Regions from separate parts of the Homo sapiens genome. Here region 1 is linked to region 2. Evidence: chromatin contacts called from ENCODE Hi-C or POLR2A ChIA-PET data. All regions are on one chromosome and are shown on one strand. Each heading gives the region's core, a stretch centred on a gene start or an enhancer-like site at or near the end of the contact. The rest is flanking DNA. Distances are from core to core; before and after follow the strand shown. Region 1 overlaps MAP3K1 (mitogen-activated protein kinase kinase kinase 1). Region 2 overlaps IL6ST (interleukin 6 cytokine family signal transducer).

Region 1 (5,223 bases), core at 366-2,865, 920 kb before region 2:
GGCTCCTAACGAGGCTTCTTTAACTTTGAATCTTACCCAGATTTCACAGTGCAGCCAGGGTTACTTCCTCCATTAAAATGCTCTAGTGGTTCCCCCCGGGCTTAGACTAAAATCCAAAATGTTTAGCCCAACCTAAGTGGCCCTGCACCTCGTGGTCTCACCTCAATTCCTGTCATCAGACCTGCAACCCCCCTTCTTCACTGCCTCAATAACCCCAAGATCTTTCCTACTCAGGGCTTCTGGACAGGCTGCTTCCTTCTCTGTCTACTTTTTACCTAATTTCTACCCACTCTCTAGATTTTCCTCAACTCCTCAGAGACTTTCCCAATTTCAATTAAGAACTCCCAGTTCCATTCTTTCACAGCACTTGTATTTTTCCTTTAACATGGTTAATGCAGTTTGCAAACTGTTCCTCTCTTATGAACTGTAAGCTCCATGAGTGAGGGGACCACGTGTTATCGCCATCTATACACCTAACATCTAAGCATGTCTGGCTCATAATAAGTATGAACATATATTAAGTGAATGATCACTTATTAACTCTGGCAGTCCTACAGCCTTCCCAGTTTTAAATTTTAATGACTATTCTTATTAACTTTTTTTATAATTCTGTATTTAATTAAGACTAAATTTGCAATTTAGATGTTGTTCAGAACAATTTTCACTGTTCCTAAATTAATCTGCAAATATAAACCAAAGTGTTTTTCCTAGTCTCTTTGTAATAATTACATGTCATTAATTTTAAAATGTGTATTTTTTCACATTTTAATATCTGAAATATGAATGCCTCTTGCAATCAAAAGTTATTATAATTTAACTGGCAGGTGTTATTTCCTTCATAGTATATAAAATAATGGTACAACTTACAACCACTGGGATCTTTGAATCAATGAAATATATAGTAAATCCTATTGTATTTGCCACGAATAAATCACATCTACTCTGTTTAATTTCTCTCTGAAACAGAACCAAACTGTGAAAAATTTTTTTACATACTTGTATTGTTTTTGTTATAATCCTAACATATAATCTTCCATAAGCCAGGCATATATAGGGTTTTCATTTTTACTAGATGAGTGTGTGTGTGTATGTATGTATGTATATAGCAGTGATTTATCATCCAATTAAGATATCACAGCCATAGCAGGAAAAAAATCTTTTTTTAACCAAAGCTAATCTAAACAGATAGCTGTGAAGTCACTGGGAGATGAGAGCCATCTCCAACTCATGTTGGTTAAACGTGAATGTTTCGGGGAGTTATTTTTGCCAAACATTACCCAGAAACATACCTATTTTAAATAATAGTGTATACACTTTTGACCTTAAAAAAATAACAGATTTCAGCTAAACAATGTGTTTTGAGAAACTACCTTGAAGACTTAAAAATAAATAAAATTGTGGTCAGAAAAATAAGAGAAACTTAAGCACTATTACAGATCAAGCTTTATCTTCATTTCCTGTTTATTTAGGAAACATGAGGTTTCTTGGTTTTGGTTTCTAGACATTCCTAAGAATGAATTTGTGACCTGACACAGAACTTCAAGAACGCTTACTCCCTGAGGTTAGGTTTCTAGTGCTAGACTCTTCCTAGACCTACAAAACTCACCTGTTAAAAACCAAGATGCTTCAAGGGTCCCTTCTCAGGGAAACTGTAGTCAGTCCTCCCCTTATAATGTGGTGTCAGCCACTGTTGATTGTGCTAACTCTCTTGTAGGTCTCTCCTCTACTCTTCTATGAGGTCTTTTTCTCCTGGTTCTATGTCTAATCATCTTCATCAGTACCATAAATTAGACCTTCTTCCTGGAGCCCCTTAAATACCAACTATGGCCCTCTTCTCATAGCACAAAAAAACTTCATAAATATACCATGATATTTTACTCCCGTCTCTGCAGATGACTTTTTTTTTTTTTTCCCTGCCAGGAATACCCTTTGCCATCTCAATATGGCTTCAATGAAGAATTTCCTACCACCATTCTACGGCAGTTAGCTGCTCTCCCGCTGCATGGTAAATATTAACTACAATATATCATAAAATTAAGTATATGTTTAAGTATCTGCTTCCCTCTCCACATTGTGAGCTCTTCCAGGACAAGTTCCCTCTTATTCATTGTTCTATCACACTGCCCAGTGACCTGACATACTGCCCCTTTCTGGGAAGCGAAGGGTCTGCCCAGTCCTAAGGGTGGTGGCTAATGCTTAAGGTGCTTTATACATCTGAATCCATCCCAGCTTCCACAGCTGCCTGGTCCAGGAATGTTCCTTGGTCCAATGACCTTCTGTACTGAACGGTATTGTACGCCTGAGTCAGCTCTCTCCCTGAGAGTTTGAAAGTAAAACACACAAATAGTGTTACTGCAGGAAGAGTGGCACTTAACACGGAAACAGAGCAAGGTAATAAGTAGAAACACTGAGACAGAAATAAGGGAGAAGAGAGAGAAATTAGAAGAAAGACAGGGATGCAGAAGCAACAAAAGTCAACCTAACAAGTTGTACACGGGTCCCCTGATAAGCTGTTAGATGATGACAGCCACTTTTATACCACCCCTGGATAATGAATGACTAGTTCTCCACGGGCCAAGTGTACATGCTGCAATGGAGGAAACTTCTTGGTGGATTCTTTAATTTGGAATGAAATAAATTTTAACCCATCTCTGTTCCCTGCAACCTCAAATAGTCTGACTAAAACACTAGTTCTGCACAATGCCTGGCACACAGGGGACATTTCATAAACACTCAAAAATAGAATCCTGGCCGGGCACGGTGGCTCATGCCTGTAATCCCAGCACTTTGAGAGGCCGAGGCAGGCAGATCAACTGAGGTTGGGAGTTCGAGACCAGCCTGACCAACATGGAGAAACCCCATCTCTACTAAAAATACAAAATTAGCCGGGCATAGTGGCGCATGCCTGTAATCCCAGCTAGTAGGGAAGTTGAGGCAGGAGAATCACTTGAACCCAGGAGGCTGAGGTTGCGGTGAGCTGAGATTGCGCCATTGCACTCCAGCCTGGGCAACAAGAGCAAAACTCCATGTCCAAAAAAATAAACAAACAAAAAGAATCCTACCAGTCTACTGTAATTTTTAAGTTATTTATTAAATGGCTCATCCTTAGGAAGGAAATATTATGTTTGTCAACAACCAGCGATATGGAGAAATAACTGCCAGAGTGTCATCACAGAAAAATTATATTACATGCCAGACAATGGATTAGGTGCTTTACATGTATGAATTTACTGCACCCTTCCAGCAACCCTGTGAGGTCTTTTCCATCGGAGGCTTGGGGAGGCTGGGTTATGCCCAGGGTAACACAGTTTGTAAGTGAGTGGCAGGGCCAGATTCAAACCCCCACAGGTTTGATTCAAGAGCTGTACTCTCTGCTGCTATGAGTGTTCACTGCCCAGTCTAAGTTTGTTTTTACAAGAAGTCAGCACCTGTGCTGATACCTATTTGATAATAATCCAAACAAGTTTTGTAAGTTTTTACAACAGTGACGATTTGATTAATTATAATAATTAAAGAAGCATATTAATTCTCTTCATTATTAGAGCATTTCACTGCAATAGAGGCAACTAAGACTATAACGATCGTAGAAAACCTTTCTGGAAATTAATGAGATTTAACCTTAGGTATAAATTAAGATTTCCGTATCTTGATTCTCTTGGTGTCCAAGGAACTTCAAGGAACCCTAGAAAATACATTATTTGGGATAGGCACAATTCAGAGCTAACTAATTAAGGTCCACCTGTGAAGCCTTCCTAGCAGAAGAAATTCACACACTACCAAACTCATAAGCCATATTACTGAGGAAGAGGACAGCAAGGGAGGAACGACCTTCCAAAACAATCCTAGTCCATTGTGGGACACTTAAAGTGTAAGGTTCCAGGTAAAGGACAAGAGCAGGAATGACTTAAACTGAGGATAGGGAGAGCATAATGAAACAGAAAGGCTGACAATTCCTTCCCAAGGATAGGGCTAACAGTCACATGGGTTACTCAGTCAATTCTCTTGAGACGCGGCTCTTACTACTCCATTTTACAGATGAGACAAAGGATATGGGAGGTTCAGTTACATGTTCAAGGTGATAAAGTCTATATGTAAAAAACACTATGACTTACACTCAGATGAGAGTGATTTCACAGTCTGTGTCTTCCAAGAACAAAAGGAAAATGAATATTTACAAGTACTTTTAATCTGTTGACCTAGATCTGAGGCATCTGCAAACAAAACCAAAACCAAAACCAAACCATCTTTATCTCAATACTAGGACAATTCTATTTTCCAGTAAGATAGTTTCTCCAGAGACATACTGTCTTTGCCAACTGTTGGCCTATTCCTTCTAAGCAAGGAAGATTAAATAAACCATTGGAAGGGCGAATCTTCCATCTTTATATGATACAACATTTATAACATAGGTAGGTTTACATAAGAAGTAACAATGTATAAAAATGGCTCACATTCTGAAAATTAGTTCCCACAAGATTTTATTCCAGATTTTATTCAGTAAAGTTTGACCCTGAGGACTAAAGACGGCACAACTGCTATTTATTTATAACAAGAAACAGGCACTACTACTTTTATCCCCCCATAGGGTAAATATCCTCTCTTTAGCACAACAAAGGATTGATTCTTTTTTTTTTTTTTTTTAAAGACAGAGAGGGTTTGGCTCTGACGCCCAGGCTGGAGTGCAGTGGCGCAATCTTGGCTCACTGCAACCTCCACTTCCCAATTCAAGCAATCCTCCAGCGTCAGCCTCCCGAGTAGCTGGGACCACAGGCACAAGCCACCATACCTGACTCATTTTTTTGTACTTTTTGTACAGATGGGGTTTCTCCATGTTGTCCGGGCTGGCCTTGAACTCCTGAGCTCAAAGCACTCTGCCCGCCCTGGCCTCCCAAAGTGCTAGAATTACAGGCATGAGCCACTGCACCCGGTTGAAATCAGTTTTATAGTATGTTGAATCTGTATCAGAAATCTTTATTAGTGGAAAAACTATTTTAAGTATTGTGTGCAAACATTCCTATTTAGGCCTTTGAGAGATATGGGCATAGAATTCACCCTCAAAAAGCTCATGTTCTGATTAACCACATCAACAGTTAAGTAATATGGAAGTCAAGTAACAAAGACAATAACACAACTAATTATAAACAAGACATATAAGCAGTTTAATACCACCTTAGTGATTCTGATTGACTCATATTGATAACATATTCCACATGGTCATGCACA
Region 2 (4,857 bases), core at 1,831-4,330:
AAATAAATACTTGTTCAAATTTTTTTTCTGTATGTGGTTACTATCATCTGACTATGCATATTTGTAACAGCATTTATCATTAGTGGTGTTAGCTAAATAAGCATCTTAGTGTAAATGAGATGCTTCGTGTGGGTTTTGTGACATTTTAAATGACATAATGGAATGTGATTTAAAAGAAAACCAGTACACTATCTTGGTCTTAATAACATAGAATGGAGATGGCAAATTTATCCACTAGTTTTCCAGATTTACTATTTAATAGCTGAGGTCTGAAATCGTAGCATCCTCCCTCCTAGTGGACATTAAAAAAAAAAAAAAAAAAAAAAACCTACTTGGTTGTCAAGAGCCCAAGTATGGAGGTGCTGCGCCATCTTGTGGCCTGTCTGTGCCCACCCTGCACTCTGCTGGAGTCTCCATCCTTGTTGCAGTGAGACTTGAAGTTCAAGATTGATACATGGCATCCTCCTGCTACTTCTTGAGGTTACTAAGTAGTATATGAAACTAATCAGTCAGCAAGTCCACCTGGAAGGAAAAGAAAATCTCAACTATTAATGTGCCTTCACATTGTGATTTTGTCTAAAAAAATGTAGTGAGTCAAAAAACCCACAAGCCAGCCAACAGTAACTCCTTCACATATATACCAGAGTTTATAGAAATAACATGTCAGCTTTGGGCTATGTGCTCCTTTGTTTAAAATCTTCTATTTGGTTATGGCTTGTATAGGCTCAAGCCTGATTTCTTTAAGGTGTGGTGGCTCATCTTATCCTAATGTGTATGATAGATACAGTCCATCCTGCTTTGGAAAAGATTATGTAACTCCTTGAGAGCATACTCTTTCTCTAGCCCAAAGGCAGTGAGAGAGTTTTCTTGTTCAGGATTGCTTAACTTTCCATTTAAGCTTTTTCTTTTTAAATTAATACAAACTTCTACACTTTCAAAATACGAAATATATTACAACTGCGTATAGGCTCTTCCATACTTAAGTCCAGTGCTTGGGCAAGTTAATGGAGTGAAAGACTACAAGCAAAGAGGAACTGAGGTAGAAAAAGAAGAATGTGTGAAAGCAGCAGGAAGCTCAGCCAACTCGAAAGCAGGGTGAACAGCTTGAGTCCTGTTGCTGCTGATCGGGGTTGGCTCTTGGACAACTTAGTAAGATCATGGAAAGGCTGCTTGGGTTCTCCATAGAAAAGTTCTGTCTCCATCAAGGGAGGAAAATGTACCTTTCAACTCAAAATTCAATATTTGTTTTTAAATATAGCTATTTTCCCCAACCGCTAAAGATTTTCAACAGATACGAAGCCAGAGCTTAGTTTTAGAAACCTGTGGACATTCAAACCTGATTCTTTATTCCCTGTGACTATGGTTATGTCATTTTACATGTCAAAAAAGTGTATCTAGAATTGTCATTTCTTATTTTTGAGCTTTTTTTAGTGAGAATTATCCCCTCACTTAAATGGCTTTTTATTTAAACATCTGTGCATTCTGTATGAAATTGTAGTCTTTCTGGGATAACATGGTGAGCTATATGGTGGTAATCCACACACACAAAAATAAAAGCCAAAAAAAAACCAAAACCCTCAGGTAAAGTATTTCTCTTTCTTCAACTGTCTCATTAGCCCTGGCTGTGGATGGTCTTTCTGAGACAGGCTAGCCAGAGTAATTCAACGGCCACAAGTGGTTTCTCCCCCAGAGTGCTGGTTCAAACTCTGAATGAGACCAGCCTGTTGATTAGAAATCTAATACCTCAGTCCAGGCCTACTTTCCTAGAACAATCTTCACTTAGTAACAGGTCCAAGACACAACTATTAAGTATACATCTGGGTCCCTTCCCCGTAGGAAAAGGTTTTCCCTGCAGTCTTGCCTGTAGTCAGAAGCAGCCTGTTGACTAATGATAGCTTTTAAATGAATTTATAGAAAATTCTTGGAAATAGGCTCTATAAGCTTTATGAGAGGGATAATGCTTTTAAAGGAATGGCATGAAGGGGAATATTTAAATAAAAAGGCACTGAGATTCTGACAATAGAAACCATAATTCTGCATAAGCGTTCTGAGAATGAAAAGTCAGCCACTCTTCAGGTCAAAGTCAGTGTGGATTTTGCCAGTTGTTCAATCTAGACATACGAACACCAGGGCTACCCAGCCAGCATCAGTGCCTAGGAAAGGACCTCCAAGAAACTTTTAACTGCCACGGTCAGAATCGAGACTAGACATTGCTGCTGGGGGTGAGGGGCCGCTCCTCTTCAAATGAACCGGCAGACCTTTCTGATCACCTGCTGGGGGCCACATGCCGGAGCAGGGTGTCCAAAGGTGAGCAAATATATGCCATCTATGAAGTGTTTACTGTGGGTTATGAAATCCTAGAAACTTATGAGGTAAATACCAGCACCATTTACAAATGCAGCCTCCAAGAGGTTGAATAACTTGCCCGGGGTCATGTGGTTGACAAACAGTGGAGTTCCAACTCCAACCTGATCCAAAGTCCGCATTCTTTGATGTGTACACCAATTGTACCCAACCACTTAAGCAAAATTCTTGATGACGTCATGCCCAGGCTAGCTTAAGGAGAATGCACACCTGCTTCCCAGGCCCTTCAAACTCTTCTGAGTTTCTCTTCCCCTCATCTCCCTCCCCACCACCCTTATTTGTGAATATGGGGCACCTTGTGCCCTCAAGCAGCCCCCTGCAATTGCCTACCTTGAAGTGTCCTAACTGAGCCTCGAGCCCAGAGCAGTACTTCTCCTTATGCCCTCAAGGTTTACTCCGAGGCTGGCTCCCCACCCCTACTAGCACATACATTTGCTCTGACCCTATAGAGCAACCCCTGCAAAAGAGGTCAATGTGTCCCACTTTCCTGAGAATGCACCCTCACACGACCCCTGGAGTCTCATTCTTTTGGCCAAAGAAAGACTCCTCTAATGGTGGAATCTAGCCCATGGCAACTAGTGACAGGAGGATCTCCGGCAGGGGCTTTTCCTGGGTGCTCAGACCACGGTCCTACCCCAGGTGGTTCTGTCCACAGACTTCCCCGGGCCCGCTGCCTAGCGCGAGCACCCGTTCCAGCCTGCCTCACCTTCACGGTGCCGCCAGCCACTCCTCTCCATCTCCTGCCACTCCCAGAGGGGCTGCCTGCTGCTGCCCCGCTGTGCTGACCTCATTCCCCACATTTGCTTTCTGTCCTTTTGGGGCCTCGCTGGACCTTTCCAACCCCCCAGCTGCACACTTTATAGTTTCCAGAACATACTGAGTTTCTTCTAACCTAGCCCATGCACATGATTTCCTCCCCTAGAATGTTCTCCAGTCCCCAGTCCCTGTTAAGCTGGGAAATTCTTACTGGTTCACCAAAAATCAACTCAAATAGATACCCTCTTGAGGGAAATCTTCCATTCTTCTCTCTCCTTCCCCCTGAGTTAAGGGCCTTCTATATCCTGGCACCTACTGCTGGGCCTCTGGAGAGAGGGCCCCAGCTCAGTCCTCTCCTGGCCCAGCATAGTGCTCGGTGTTTGGCAGAGCTTGCTTATATGAACAGGTAAGTGGGTGAATAAACAAGTTATTTTTAATTTTAAAAAATGTTTAAAATGTGTCTCAGGTTTCTTCTAATCCAGAGTTGCACAGTGCCATAGGCAGTCAGGAATCTGCCTCCTTCGCATCTCAAACCTGGGATCATTTCCTGATTCCCATCCCACCCTGGCTACAGGCAAGAGCTTCCCCCAACCAAGAGAGAGAGAGTCTTGCTCTGTTGCCCAGGCTCAAGCAATCCTCCCACCTCAGCCTCTCAAGTAGCTCAGACTACAGGCAGCACTGCCATGCCCGGCTAATTTTTCTTTTTTCTTTTTTGTAGACACGGGCTCACTTTGTTGGCCAGGCTGGTCTCAAATGCCTGGCTTCAAGCTATCTTCCATCCTTGGCCTTCCAAAGTGCTGTGATTACATCTCTGAACCACCGTGCCTTGGCAAGAGCTTTCATTTGAAGCAAAATATATACTCAATCCAAAAGCAAAAATTTAGAGAAAATTAAAGTCAGATGGATCCTTATTAAATCATTTTATCCAAACTCCTCATCCTGGACGAGGAAAATGAGGTCCAGAGAAGAGGGGCCAGCAAACTTTCCAACAGCACAGGAGAAAACGCTGGGTTTGTGGGTTATAAAAGGACGGCCCTGCCCTTTGGGAAGTTACTGTCTAGTGAGGAAGACGGAGTGAACCAGGATCAGGCTCCGCCTTAAGAACACATCAGAAAGTGCAAGTAGGCTCAGGCCCTACAAACCAGGCTACGACCAACCCCTGGCCAAACACCAGGCAGCTCCCAGTATAAAACAATCCCCCAATTCCTCAACGAGAAGATCCCAAGAAAAGTTTTTGGACAGCTTAACTGTGTGAGCTTTACAGATGTTGATTAAATAGTCAGATGTCTGCCTATGATCCATATTTTAAATAAGATGATGTGGAACAATGCAGAAATATAGAATTGATTTTGTTCACTCGTACTTTATGAAGATAGTTCCATGCAACTCTTCACTTGCAATTGGACACTGAGGTCCTTCCTCGTCATTACCAGATCCCCTTTGTGAATCATAGGCACAGGTTTTGGGAGCTCGTTCCTAACATTTCCATCTAGTTGTGTGAGAGACAGCAGACAATGCTGTCGTGGAAAACAGTATTCAAGCCTTAAGTATCCACTTTTATCTTAAGAGACTTTCCCCCCATCCCAGTAATGTAACCTGTTACCATTTTGCTTTTTAAAATGGTCTTTAAAAAACTTTACACTGAAATCTAACCTAGTTAATATTGAGATCATATCCCAGGAATAATGACTAAATCCCTTGTCTCCTTTTATGCCAGTTCCTTCTGGTGATCTCCGT

The links. Hi-C counts contacts between places; a loop is a spot of excess contacts on that map. ChIA-PET counts read pairs that join two places held with the same protein, here RNA polymerase II (POLR2A). Pooled maps may share reads with other maps.
Region 1: a map of Calu3 shows a loop between it and region 2 (5-fold over the local background). The contact joins two enhancer-like sites. A Hi-C loop is called at or near these places in 6 of 168 maps with a recorded cell type or tissue (Caco-2, Calu3, gastrocnemius medialis and 3 more), 2 of 37 single-sample maps with no recorded cell type and 4 of 50 pooled maps. POLR2A ChIA-PET finds 5 or more read pairs at or near these places in 1 of 52 experiments (T-cell).

The regions. Positions count from the first base shown.
Region 1 is chr5:56,848,772-56,853,994 of GRCh38, reverse strand. All of the region lies in intron 1 of MAP3K1 (mitogen-activated protein kinase kinase kinase 1), which reads right to left. Among named protein-coding and RNA genes, the nearest start is that of MAP3K1, 36 kb to the right of the region's middle. RefSeq lists a silencer at 2,775-2,954. Within about 2 kb of position 1,615, at least 4 of the 41 ENCODE cell types and tissues checked have a DNase peak (open chromatin) inside an H3K27ac peak, as active enhancers do.
Region 2 is chr5:55,931,812-55,936,668 of GRCh38, reverse strand. It overlaps IL6ST (interleukin 6 cytokine family signal transducer), which reads left to right. Exons shown (of 17, transcript NM_002184.4): 17 at 1-1,574. Among named protein-coding and RNA genes, the nearest start is that of IL6ST, 61 kb to the left of the region's middle. Within about 2 kb of position 3,080, at least 4 of the 41 ENCODE cell types and tissues checked have a DNase peak (open chromatin) inside an H3K27ac peak, as active enhancers do.